Regions from separate parts of the Homo sapiens genome. Here region 2 is linked to region 1. A link is an interaction called in ENCODE POLR2A ChIA-PET data of the cell type or tissue named here. Cell type or tissue: CD4-positive, alpha-beta T cell. All regions are shown on one strand. Each heading gives the region's core, and the rest is flanking DNA. Links, peaks and the distances in the headings are about the cores only.

Region 1 (5,369 bases), core at 179-5,178:
CTGTCGCCAGGCTGGAGTGCAATGGTGCAATCTGGGCTCACTGCAACCTCCGCCTCCCGGGTTCAAACGATACTCCTGCCTCAGCCTCCAAAGTAGCTGGGACTACAGGCGCACGCCCAGCAAATTTTTCTATTTTTAATAGAGACAGGGTTTCACCATGTTGGCCAGATGGTCTCGATCTCTTCACCTCATGATCTGCCCTCAGCCTCCCAAAGTGCTGGGATTTCGGGGGTGAGCCACCGTGCCCGGACTAAAAAAATTTTTTTTTTGAGACAGAGTCTTGCTCTGCAGCCCAGGTTGGAGTGCAGTGCCAGCATAATCTTGGTTCACTGCAACCTCTGCCTCCTGGGTCCCAGTTAAGCAATTCTTCGCCTTAGCCTCCCGAGTAGCTGAGATTACAGGCGCACACCACCATGCCCAGCTAACTTTTGTATTTTTAGTAGAGACGGGGTTTCACCATGTTGGCCAGGCTGGTCTTGAACTCTTGACCTCGTGATCCACCCACCCCGGCCTCCCAAAGTGGTAGGATTACAGGTGTGAGCTACCATAAATTTTTTTTTTTTTTTGAGACGCAGCCTCATTCTGTTGCCCAGGCTGGAGTGCAATGGTGTGATCTTGGCTCACTGTAACCTCAGCCTCCCGGGTTCAAGCGATTCTCCTGCCTCAACGTCTGAGTAGCTGGGATTACTGGTGCATGCCACCACACCCAGCTAATTTTTGTATTTTTAGTAGTGACAGGGTTTCACCATGTTGGCCAGGCTGGTCTTAAACTCCTGATACCAAGTGATCAGCCCGCCTCGGCTTCCCAAAGTGCTGGGATTACAGGTGAAAGCCACTGAACCCAGCCTATTTAAAACATTTTTAATTAAAAATTTTGGGCCGGGTGCGGTGGCTCACGCCTGTAATCCCAGCACTTTGGGAGGCTGAGGCGGGCGGATCACGAGGTCAGGAGATCATAGACCATCCTGGCTAACACGGTGAAACCCCGTCTCTACTAAAAATACAAAAAAATTAGCCGGGCGTGGTGGCGGGTGCCTGTAGTCCCAGCTACTTGAGAGGCTGAGGCAGGAGAATGGCGTGAACCCGGGAGGCAGAGCTTGCAGTGAGCCGAGATCGCGCCACTGCACTACAGCCTGGGCGACAGAGTGAGACTCCGTCTCAAAAAAAAAATTTTTTGTTTGTACTCAGGGGGTCTGCCTGATAATTTTTTTGTTGTTGTTGTTGAGACAAAGTCTCACTCTTGTCGCCCAGGCTGCAGTGCAATGGCACAATCTCGGCTCACTGCAACCTCCGCTTCCCGGGTACAAGTGATTCTCCTGTCTCAGCCTGCTGAGTAGCTGGGATTACAGGCACCTGCCACCACGCCTGGCTAATTTTTTTATTTTCAGTAGAGACAGAGGTTCACCATGTTGGCCAGGATGGTCTCGAACTCCTGACCTCAGGCAATCTGCTCGCCTCAGCCTCCCAAAATGCTGGGATTATAGGCGTAAGCCACTGCATCTGGCCGAGAATGTTTTTAATTTCATTTTTGGGTTGTTCGTTGCCAGTGTACAGAAATACAAGTAAGAGGTTTTTGTGTGTTGATCATGGATGCTAATTTTGTGGAATGTATTAGCTCTAATAAGTTTGTGTGTGTATGTGTGTGTGTGTGTGTGTGTTCTTCAGGATTTCGTATCTATAAAATCACATCATCTGTGAATAGATACAGTTTTACTTCTTTGATTACTGTCTTCCAGTACAGTGCTGGCATTGTTGTAACACTTTTATTCTTTTCTTTTTTTTATTTTTTTGAGACAGGGTCTTGCTCTGTTGCCCAGACTGGAGTGCAGTGGCACAACCATAGCCCACTGCAGCCTCAATCTCCTAGGCTTAAGTGATCCTCCCATCTCAGCCTCCTGAGTAGCTGGGACTACAGGCATGCACCACCACGCCCTGCTAATTTTTGTATATTTTGTAGAGACAGGGTTTCTCCATGTTGCCCAGGCTGGTCTCAAACTCCTGGGCTTAAGAGAAACTTCTCCCAAGGTGATGGGATTACAGGTGTGAGCCATGGCACCCAGCCTCTTTTTTTTTTCTTTTCTTTTCTTTTTTTTTTTTTTTTTTTTTGAGACGGAGTGCTGCTCTGTCTCCCAGGCTGGAGTGTAATGGCACGATCTCGGCTCACTGCAACCTCCGCCTCCTGGGTTCAAGCGATTCTCCTGCCTCATCCTCCCGAGTAGCTAGGATTGCAGGCACATACCACCATAGCCAGCTAATTTTTTTGTACTTTTAGTAGAGATGTGGTTTCGCCATGTTGGCCAGGCTGGTCTCCAACTCCCGACCTCAAGTGATCGCCTGCCTCAGCTTCCGGAAGTGCTGGAATTTCAGGTGTGAGCCACCGCGAGCCTGTGTTTAAAGCATATTTACATCCCCAGTAATATTCCTCTCAACTGAATTCCATTATGTTGATGTGGAAGACCGTTTATTCCTACAAATCCTATATTTCCAGCCAACTCATTCAAGCTGGATTATTTCAATAAAGAACAGAGTGTATATAACATCTCCTTTTCGGGTCTAAGTCTGAGTCACAGGTCAACAAGTTGGGCATTTGTGTCTGCAGGGCCTAGGCATTGTGGGTGCACAGATCACCATGTTTTCACTTAATAGGCCACCCAGCCCATCGCTACCCACTCAAAACGACAACCGATCCTGCCCTGTGGGAAATGCCTGGGGATTTTGGCTTCTCAGATGCCTACAAAGACTTGGGAACATTTCTCTAAATAGATGTGAAGAGGCAGAGTTCAAAAATGCATGCAAGTTTCCCATATTTGCTGGCAGAAAATTATCTCTGAAATAACTGCTAAATACTTGTTGTCCTCTTTAGAGATTACCCACATGGGCCGGTGACTAACTTTAGGGAAATGAAATGTGTGAATGTGAGAATTCTCTACTACAATGGTCCCCAAAAGGAAAACTGTAGCCTCCCTAGAGAGACATAAGTTCCTAATTCCTCCTCACAAGAGGACAATGAGAATGACAATACCGATTACCCCAAATGAATTAAGACCACAACAATTCTCCGCAGTGTTTGAAATACACTTTGTCGGCCAGGCGCAGTGGCTCATGCCTGTAATCCCAGCACTTTGGGAGGCTGAGGCGGGAGGATTACCTGAGTCTGGGAGTTCGAGACCAGCCTGACCAACATGGAGAAACCCCGTCTCTACTAAAAACACAAAATTAGCCAGGTGTTGTGGCACATGCCTGTAATCCCAGCTATTCAGGAAGCTGAGGCAGGAGAATGGCTTGAACCTGGGGGGCAGAGGTTGCAGTGAGCCAAGTTCACGCCACTGCACTCCAGCCTGGGCAACAACAGTGAAACTCTCTCTCAAAAGAAAAAAAAAGAAATAAACTTTGTCAACTGGATGGGCACGGTGGCTTACACCTTTAATTCCAGCACTTTGGGAGGCCGAGGTAGGAGGATCACATGAGCCCAGGGGTTTGAGACTAGTGTAGGCAACATGGCGAAAATCTGTTTGTAAAAAAAATGCAGGCTGGGTGCAGTGGTTCACGCCTGTAATCCCAGCACCCTGGGAGGCTGAGGTGGGTGGATCACTTGAGGTCAGGAATTTGAGACCAGCCTGGTCAACATGGTGAAATCCCAGTTCTACTAAAAATATAAAACTTACCCTGGCATGGTAGCGCATGCCTGTAATCCCAGCTACTTGGTAATCCCAGCTACTCCGGAGGCTGAGGCAGGAGAATCGCTTGAACCCGGGAGGCGGAGGTTGTGGTGAGCCAAGATCACGGCATTGCACTCCAGCCTGGGCAACAAGAGTGAAACTCCGTCTCAAAAACAAAACAAAACAAAACAAACAAACAAAAACAACGGCAAGCAAGCCGGACGCATGGTGGCTCACGCCTATAATCTTTGCACTTTGGGAGGCTTTGGTGAGGATCACTTGAGTCCAGGAGTTTGAGACCAGACTAGGCAACATAGGGAGACCTCATCTCTACTAAAAAAAAGAAAAAAATTGCCAGGCATGATGGCACACACCTATAATCCCAGCTACTTGAGAGGCTGAGGCAGGAGGATCGCTTGAGCCCAGCAGGTTGAGGCTGCAGTGTGCTGCGACCATGCCACTGCAGTCCAGCCTGGGCAACAGCGCAAGACCCTGTCTCAAAGCAAAACAAATAAACAAACTGGCAAGCATAATAGTATATACATGTCTTTATTTTCACTTTTTGAGACAGGGTCTCACTCTATTGCCCAGGCTGGAATACAGCGGTGTGATCTTGGCTCACTGCAGCCTGGACCTCTCAGGCTCAGGTGATCCTCCCACCTCAGCCTCCCAAGTAGCTGGGACTACAGGGATGTGACACCATAGCTGGCTAATTTTCTGTATTTTTGCAGAGATGAGGTTTCACCATGTTGCCCATGACGGTCTCGACCTCCTGGGCTCTAGTGATCCCCCGTCCTCGGCCTCCTAAAGTGTTAGGATTACAGGCATGAGCCACCATGTCCGGCCTACATGTGTTTATACATTTGTCAAAACCCATAGAATATACAACACAGAGTGAATGAACCCTAATGTAAAGTACAGGTATTAGTTAATAATGTATCGGTATTGGATCTATACTGGCTCATCAGCTGTAACAAATGTAGCACACTAATGTTAATGCTGAGATTGGGGAAAATGGGGTGGAGGGTAGTAGTAAGGGCATATATGGGAATCGTACTTTCCACTCAATTTTTTTTTTTTTTTGAGATGGAGTTTTGCTCTTGTTGCCCAGGCTGGAGTGCAATGGCGCGATCTTGGCTCACTGCAACCTCTGCCTCCTGGGTTCAAGCGATTCTCCTGCCTCAGCTTCCTGAATAGCTGGGAGTACAGGTGTGTGCCACCGCACCTGACTAATATTTTTGTATTTTTAGTAGAGACGGGGTTTCATGTTGGGCAGGCTGGTCTCGAATTCCTGACCTCAGGTGATCCACCCGCCTCAGCCTCCCAAAGTGCTGGGATTACAGGTGTGAGCCACCACGCCCAGCTTCAATTTTTTTTTTTTTTTTGAGATTGAGTCTCGCTCTGTTGCCCAGGCTAGAGTGCAGTGGCGCGATCTCGGCTCACCGCAACCTCCTCCTCCTGAGTTCAAGTAATTCTCCTGCCTTAGCCTCCCAAGTAGCTGGTATTACAGGTGCGCGCCACCATGCCCGGCTAATTTTTTGTATTTTTAGTAGAGACAGGGTTTTGCCATGTTGCCCAGGGTGGTCTCAAACTCCTGACCTCAGGTGATCCACCTGGCTCAGCTTCCCAAAGTGCTGGGATTACAGGCGTGAGCCACTGCACCTGGCCTCAATTTTTATGTAAACCTAAAACTGCTAACAAAATAGTCTA
Region 2 (5,369 bases), core at 315-5,314, 1.2 Mb before region 1:
TGAATGGGTCCTGCACTGCCTGTGAAGTGGGGGAAACTTAACTTGCTTTTGAGGCTGTTCTGAATTGAGATTATTGTCAGCTGGCAGTGCTGGGCACAGGGACGTGGGATTGATAGCTGAGGTTGTCATCTCAGGCTACAGCTTTTGTACTGTACCCGTGTCCCAGAAGAACCCAGAGTTCCTAGAGAAGGATCTAGGCTCTGCCACCATCTTGGCCCTGTCTGGTAGACATGCTCGGGCTCAGGCTTGGTGTTCTCATGAACCTGGGGGCACTGTTCCCCTCTGGCATCTGTCACCCTCTGACCATGTGGGCGTGGTCTGTGAGATATAGGACTTCGTGATGGAGTGGTGGTCTTCTTGTGAGGTTGGAATATGAACTGCTGCAAGTTGGCCCACCTCATTCTTGGCCATTTGTTTGCAACTTTGGGGCTGTGGCACAGTGTGCCGTGCAAGGGCTACAGGCTGGGAAGCCAGCAGATGGGAAGTGGCTAGGCTGTGGAACCCCGTCCAGGGCCTCACTTTGCCCAAGACACCTGGAGGAGTCTTGGAAGACCTTACCCCAGGTCCTGTCACCCCGTTCCTTTGTGAAGGGCGAAGGGAGTGGCGTGGAAGAGGGGCTAGATCTGCTCTTGCCTCTTCCACTTCAACCCCGCATCCTGCCCAGCATCCCAGGAACATCCCCACCCTGTGCCAGCATGTTCCTGAAGGAATGTAACCTGCTCCAGGTAGAGCAACAATGGCATTGACACATGCCTGTCTGAGTTAGAGCTGGGTGTGGCAGCGTGCAGCCGAGTTGTCTGCATCTCTCCACGCAAGGAGGTGTCCCACGTATGCACTCGATGGCTGAGGCTGTGGTCAGCAATTGTGGGCAGTATGGCTTCAGTGCCAGTCCTAGGAAATTATTTATGAATGTCTGTGCCAGATCCTCTCTCTTGCCTGACTGGCCTTCACGTTTGGAGACACACTGCCATACCTGTGCAGAGTCAAGGGAAACATAAGGAGGGCAGGATAACAGCTCTGACGCAGCATGGGGTTGCTTTCTGGGACCCTTGGCAGGGCACAGCAGATTTAACTGCTTTCTCCCTCCCTTTTGTGATGGGGTCATTGCACTGTGGAAGCCAAGAGCCAAAAACAGTTGAAGCATGGCTGGGCACAGTGGCTTGCCTGTAATCTTAGCACTTGGGGAGGCTGAGGCAGGAGGATCACTTGAGCTCAAGTGAGGTCGAAGCTGCAGTGAGCCACGATGGTGCCACTGCACTCCAATCTGGGCAACAGGGCGAGACCCTGTCTCAAGAAAAACAAAAAGAAAAAAGTTGAGGCAGTACCAGTTGCCATGACAGTATTTGAACTCTCTTGGAGTAAAGTTTAACACCTGGGAATTGATTCCTAAGGAAAAAATGAGAGAAGGAAGCATGTTTGAAGATGTTCATTCCAGTACTGGTTGCAGCAGGAGAACCTAGAAAGAAGTGAACTGCCCAGCAATCGGAGAAGGTTAAGGGAATTATGATACATTAATAGAACATTTAGCTGTTAGACATGATCTTGAAGATTATGTAGCAACAAGAAGTGTTAAATGAAAAAAGAATGCAGTATCTGTGATGCAGTGATATAATTGTTACTGGCACTGGACTAGGACGGGAAAGTCACCCAGGAAAGCATTGCTGTTGGGGGAGTGAAGGGTGTGAGTTGGCTCCACACTTTGTTCTGTGCAGAGCTTGGCCTCTGAGGTCAGACCTGAGCACTGGTCTCCATTCTTGGGTCTGCTGGGCACTCTCAGCCTGAAGCCACCACAGGATGTCATCCCTTCCTGAGTTTCCAGGTGTCCATTTGTGCAATGACAATGTTCATCTCACCTCCTGAGGCTGCTGGGGTTCAAGACAGCGCACATCTGACAACAGCAGTGGCTCAGTAGATGCTCTCAGAGGAGAGGAAGACCACAGGGGCAGGGTGAGAGCACGTGCACAATCAAGTCACCAGGTCCCTTCTTGCTTCCCTCGGTGTGCTCGGTCAGCACAGCATTAGGCCCAATGTGGTCAGAGTGTCTAGACAGTCACAGAGCTGGAAAGAGGTGCGCACGTGTCACGAGTTGGGTTTGAGGAGGGCTGGGGTCAACCATCTCAGGGCTTTGAAACAGGGGTCCAACGCAGAGGCACCTACTGGAGGTGACTCCTGGACTGTGGGCTTTCCTACATGGGGGGTGCTGCCACTGCTCCTGGAGTGTGAATCCGCAGTGAGGGAGGAAGGATCTGGGGTTGGGGCCTGAGGAGCCCCAAGTGGAGGAAGTTGAGACTGTAGAGGGGCCACCGGCAGGAGCAGAGTTCAGGAGGAAGGAGCAGCCCTGGATTCGAGGAACTGCTCTGAGAGGTGAGGCCGAGGCAGGCTGATGGGTCCCTGGCTTTGGTGACAGGTTCCCTGGGTAGAGCCGTTTTGGTGTGGTGACAGGTAGGGTCCAGAGCCAGCACTTTTTAATGCTGCCTTAGGGTGTAGTAAAAACATGCGTTCCTGCCCTTAATTGCACTGTTGCATTTTCTGTGGCTGTGGTTGACTGTCAGCACTTGTGTGGTGAAGATGAAGGTGGGGGAAACCAGATTTTTTTTTTAAGTTAAAAAAGGTTTAAAATATTGAAGAGGTGCTGTTAGCAAATGAAGAAAGTTCTGGTTTTTTCCCCCTTCTTCATCTTCACCGTGGTGAAAAATGAACCTTCTCCATGTCCAGTGGTCTGCCACCTCTGCAGGCCACTTCAGTGCCTCTCCTAGAACCCAGCTCAGACCCCACCTTGCCTTGGACATGTCATGACAAGGGAGCACGAGTCTCGCTGCAGGGTGTCCTCTGGCATTTAGCCCAGGCCAAATCATGGCCTCTCAGGTTGGTTTCGCTGCCCCTTCCCCACTTGTGAGATGCGCGTGGTTCAGGTCCACAGCAGGAAGTACCGGTGAGATCCGCTCCACCCCACTTGGGGCTTGACTGGGGCCACTGCTGTGTGGCTGGGCTTTCCCCAGAGCCACCAGGGGCTGCCTAGCCTTTAGTGGGAAAGGAAGGAAGTGGTTGATTTGGCTCTCGGCGGCAAGTGGCCTCAGGAGCCCTGGTGGCCCTTGAGTGTGCCCTCACTGTAGCCAGCAGATAACACAGGCTTCTACCAGCAAGCTTCCACTCTCCCTGCCTTGCCACACTGTGCCGCCACTATATGGATAATCCTGTCACTGAGTTAACCACAGTGGATTGTTAGGTTTAATTTCCACATTGCTTTAATTCGTGGCTTTGCAAAAATCTCATGTGGCTTCCCTTCTCCCTCCTTATATAACAATTTGGAATAGCTTTAGGATTGCCAAGAAGGTAAACTGGAGAAAATTTGTGTGGTCATAGTAACTTCCAGGACCTCTGCATTGAAAACGAAGGCTCTCTCAAAACACGTTGAGCCTTGCTGAGCAAACATGTTTGCCTGAGAGAGAGCAGCAGAGCCAGTGCCACCATTGACCACAGCTTTGGAGGGACAGGAGAGGTGGCCTTCTGTCTAGCAGCATCTCCAGGACCCACTCAGAGATGGCACCCTTGACCTGGACTTTGATGAAGCTTTGTGAGGACCACCAAGAGTCACTGTGTTCTCATGATCCTCTGGGATGGCCAGTGCAGGTGACAGCTGACAACGGGACAAAGCGTGTTTGCTCTCTAGGTGTTGACTTGCCACAGAGGGAGACCCCTGAGATGTTTGTGATATTGGAGTGAACATGGTGGCCAGCAACCGTGGATGAGGGACTTCATCCACCCATCATTTGGCATGTATCAAGTCCCTGCTAGTTGCCAGGCACTGTTCTAGGCACTTAGGAGGCAACAGTGAACAAAACCAAGGTCCCTGCACCTGAGGAGCAGACCTGCAGGTGGAGGCTGGACCACATGTGAGAAAGCGGGTGTGTTGCAGGCAGTGAGGGCTAAAGAAAGTCTGAGCAGATGTGTGGGCAGGTGGGAGGAAGAGCTCTGTGAGCCAGATGACCAGGGGAGGAGCTCCCTCATGCCTCCCTGCCTCTCCCTTGCTGGAAAGGGCTTGCTTTCCAGACCCAGTGAATGGTGAGGTGGTGATTTGGCCCTGTCCTCTGCACAGCCTGGGCCAGAGGGTGCCGATGAAATATGCAGTGACTTCGGATAGGCACCTCGGCATCAGGTTGTTGGGTCTATGAGATGTCACTGAGGGCCGTAGGAGGATTTCTTCTTTTCTCCTTGCAGGCTGTGGGCTGGTGGCCCTCCTGGGGACCAGGTGCTGGTGTCTGGATTGGTGGGCATCAGTTGCCTGCTTGGCCCACCTACAGAGTCGGCGCCAGCCAAGCAGGGCAGAATTCGGCCAGTCCTGTGGGAGGTTTGGCTGTGAGTTGGGGGTGGTGGTGCAACTTGTTATTTTCGTTGACTTGTGTTTTTAAAACAGAGGGTTGAGTGATGCCGCCTTTGGAACAGTTGCATTCCAGGGCAGTGGTTTGTAAGGCAGTTGATTGGAACCAAGACAGCCATCATCTGCCCTTAGAAAATGTCCCCAGTTGCAATAACTGGTCATCGGTCCAGCCCGCAGAAGCTACTCAGGTCCTTATTGGAGCTGAAGTGGAATTATCTTAGAAACACCGGCTTTGAGGTTTAGAAGAAGGGGGTGCCGTTTTGACCAGGAGCTCTGGGAGCCAAGTGGATGAAGGTGGGGACACTGGTTATGAAGCTGGTGACAGGCTCCACATGTCATGCCTAGGCGAGCGGGTGAGACCTGCTGCTGCTGAACTTTGTTTGGAAGGGACATGTGTGGCGTGATTTGCTAACATCCTCTGGGAGCTCCCCAGCCTCTGCCAGATGCCATTGTCCCTGACAGTGGCCATTGCTGGTTGGTGGCGGTACGTCCCCCACCAGCCTGGATATTTCCTGTCCTTTCATCCTGTTGTGGTTTGTCTGGACCCTGTCACACCACCATCGGGAGAGGCTTTCTCTGAGATTGGCATGGGACGGGACAGGGCCCCACAGCTGTGCCTGGTGGGCTCTGTGGGGTCGTGGTATGGACTCTGCAGTCCCCTCCTGCAGATGGAACTTGGGCACATCACACCCCCTCAGGGTTTACAGTTGTCAGAGGGATTGGATGAGTCACACCTGGGAGGGACTCTGGAAAGCAGGGTGCAGGTGGTGCCAGGAGTGTTACCAGGGAGCCTCTGATTGGCTGGCCACAGAAGTAGGGGTCAGGGCTGCAGCTGGGCACATGGTGCCAAGCAGAGCCCACAGCCTTGGGTGCCTCTGCCCATCATCCCTGTGGGGCTGGGCCTCCTTGAGGGCTTGTTGGAATGCAGCTTCTGATGCAGGAGGTCTAGGGGGGATGGGGATGGGGATTGTGCGTTTCAAAGCAGCTCCCT

The links. ChIA-PET counts read pairs that join two places held together with the same protein. Peaks named below come from ENCODE experiments on the same cell type or tissue, not always from the same donor. Only the 100,000 strongest peaks of a DNase experiment are listed, where the experiment ranks them.
Region 2: POLR2A ChIA-PET joins it to region 1 with 5 read pairs; 2 of 35 experiments call an interaction of 5 or more read pairs at or near these places.

Annotation. Positions count from the first base shown.
Region 1 is chr19:15,342,663-15,348,031 of GRCh38, reverse strand. It overlaps LOC124904643 (a long non-coding RNA gene), which reads right to left. Exons shown (of 4, transcript XR_007067146.1): 3 at 3,666-3,800. Among named protein-coding and RNA genes, the nearest start is that of BRD4, 13 kb to the right of the region's middle. In CD4-positive, alpha-beta T cell, for the core only: no CTCF peak of the experiment used is centred there; no DNase peak of the experiment used is centred there.
Region 2 is chr19:16,591,951-16,597,319 of GRCh38, reverse strand. The region is part of intron 1 of MED26 (mediator complex subunit 26); the gene reads left to right. Among named protein-coding and RNA genes, the nearest start is that of SLC35E1, 22 kb to the right of the region's middle. RefSeq lists enhancers at 2,242-2,441, 4,757-5,259 and a silencer at 3,801-3,860. In CD4-positive, alpha-beta T cell, for the core only: no CTCF peak of the experiment used is centred there; DNase peaks (open chromatin) are centred at 2,049, 2,519 and 3,009; H3K4me3 peaks cover 1,014 bases; H3K27ac peaks cover 1,856 bases.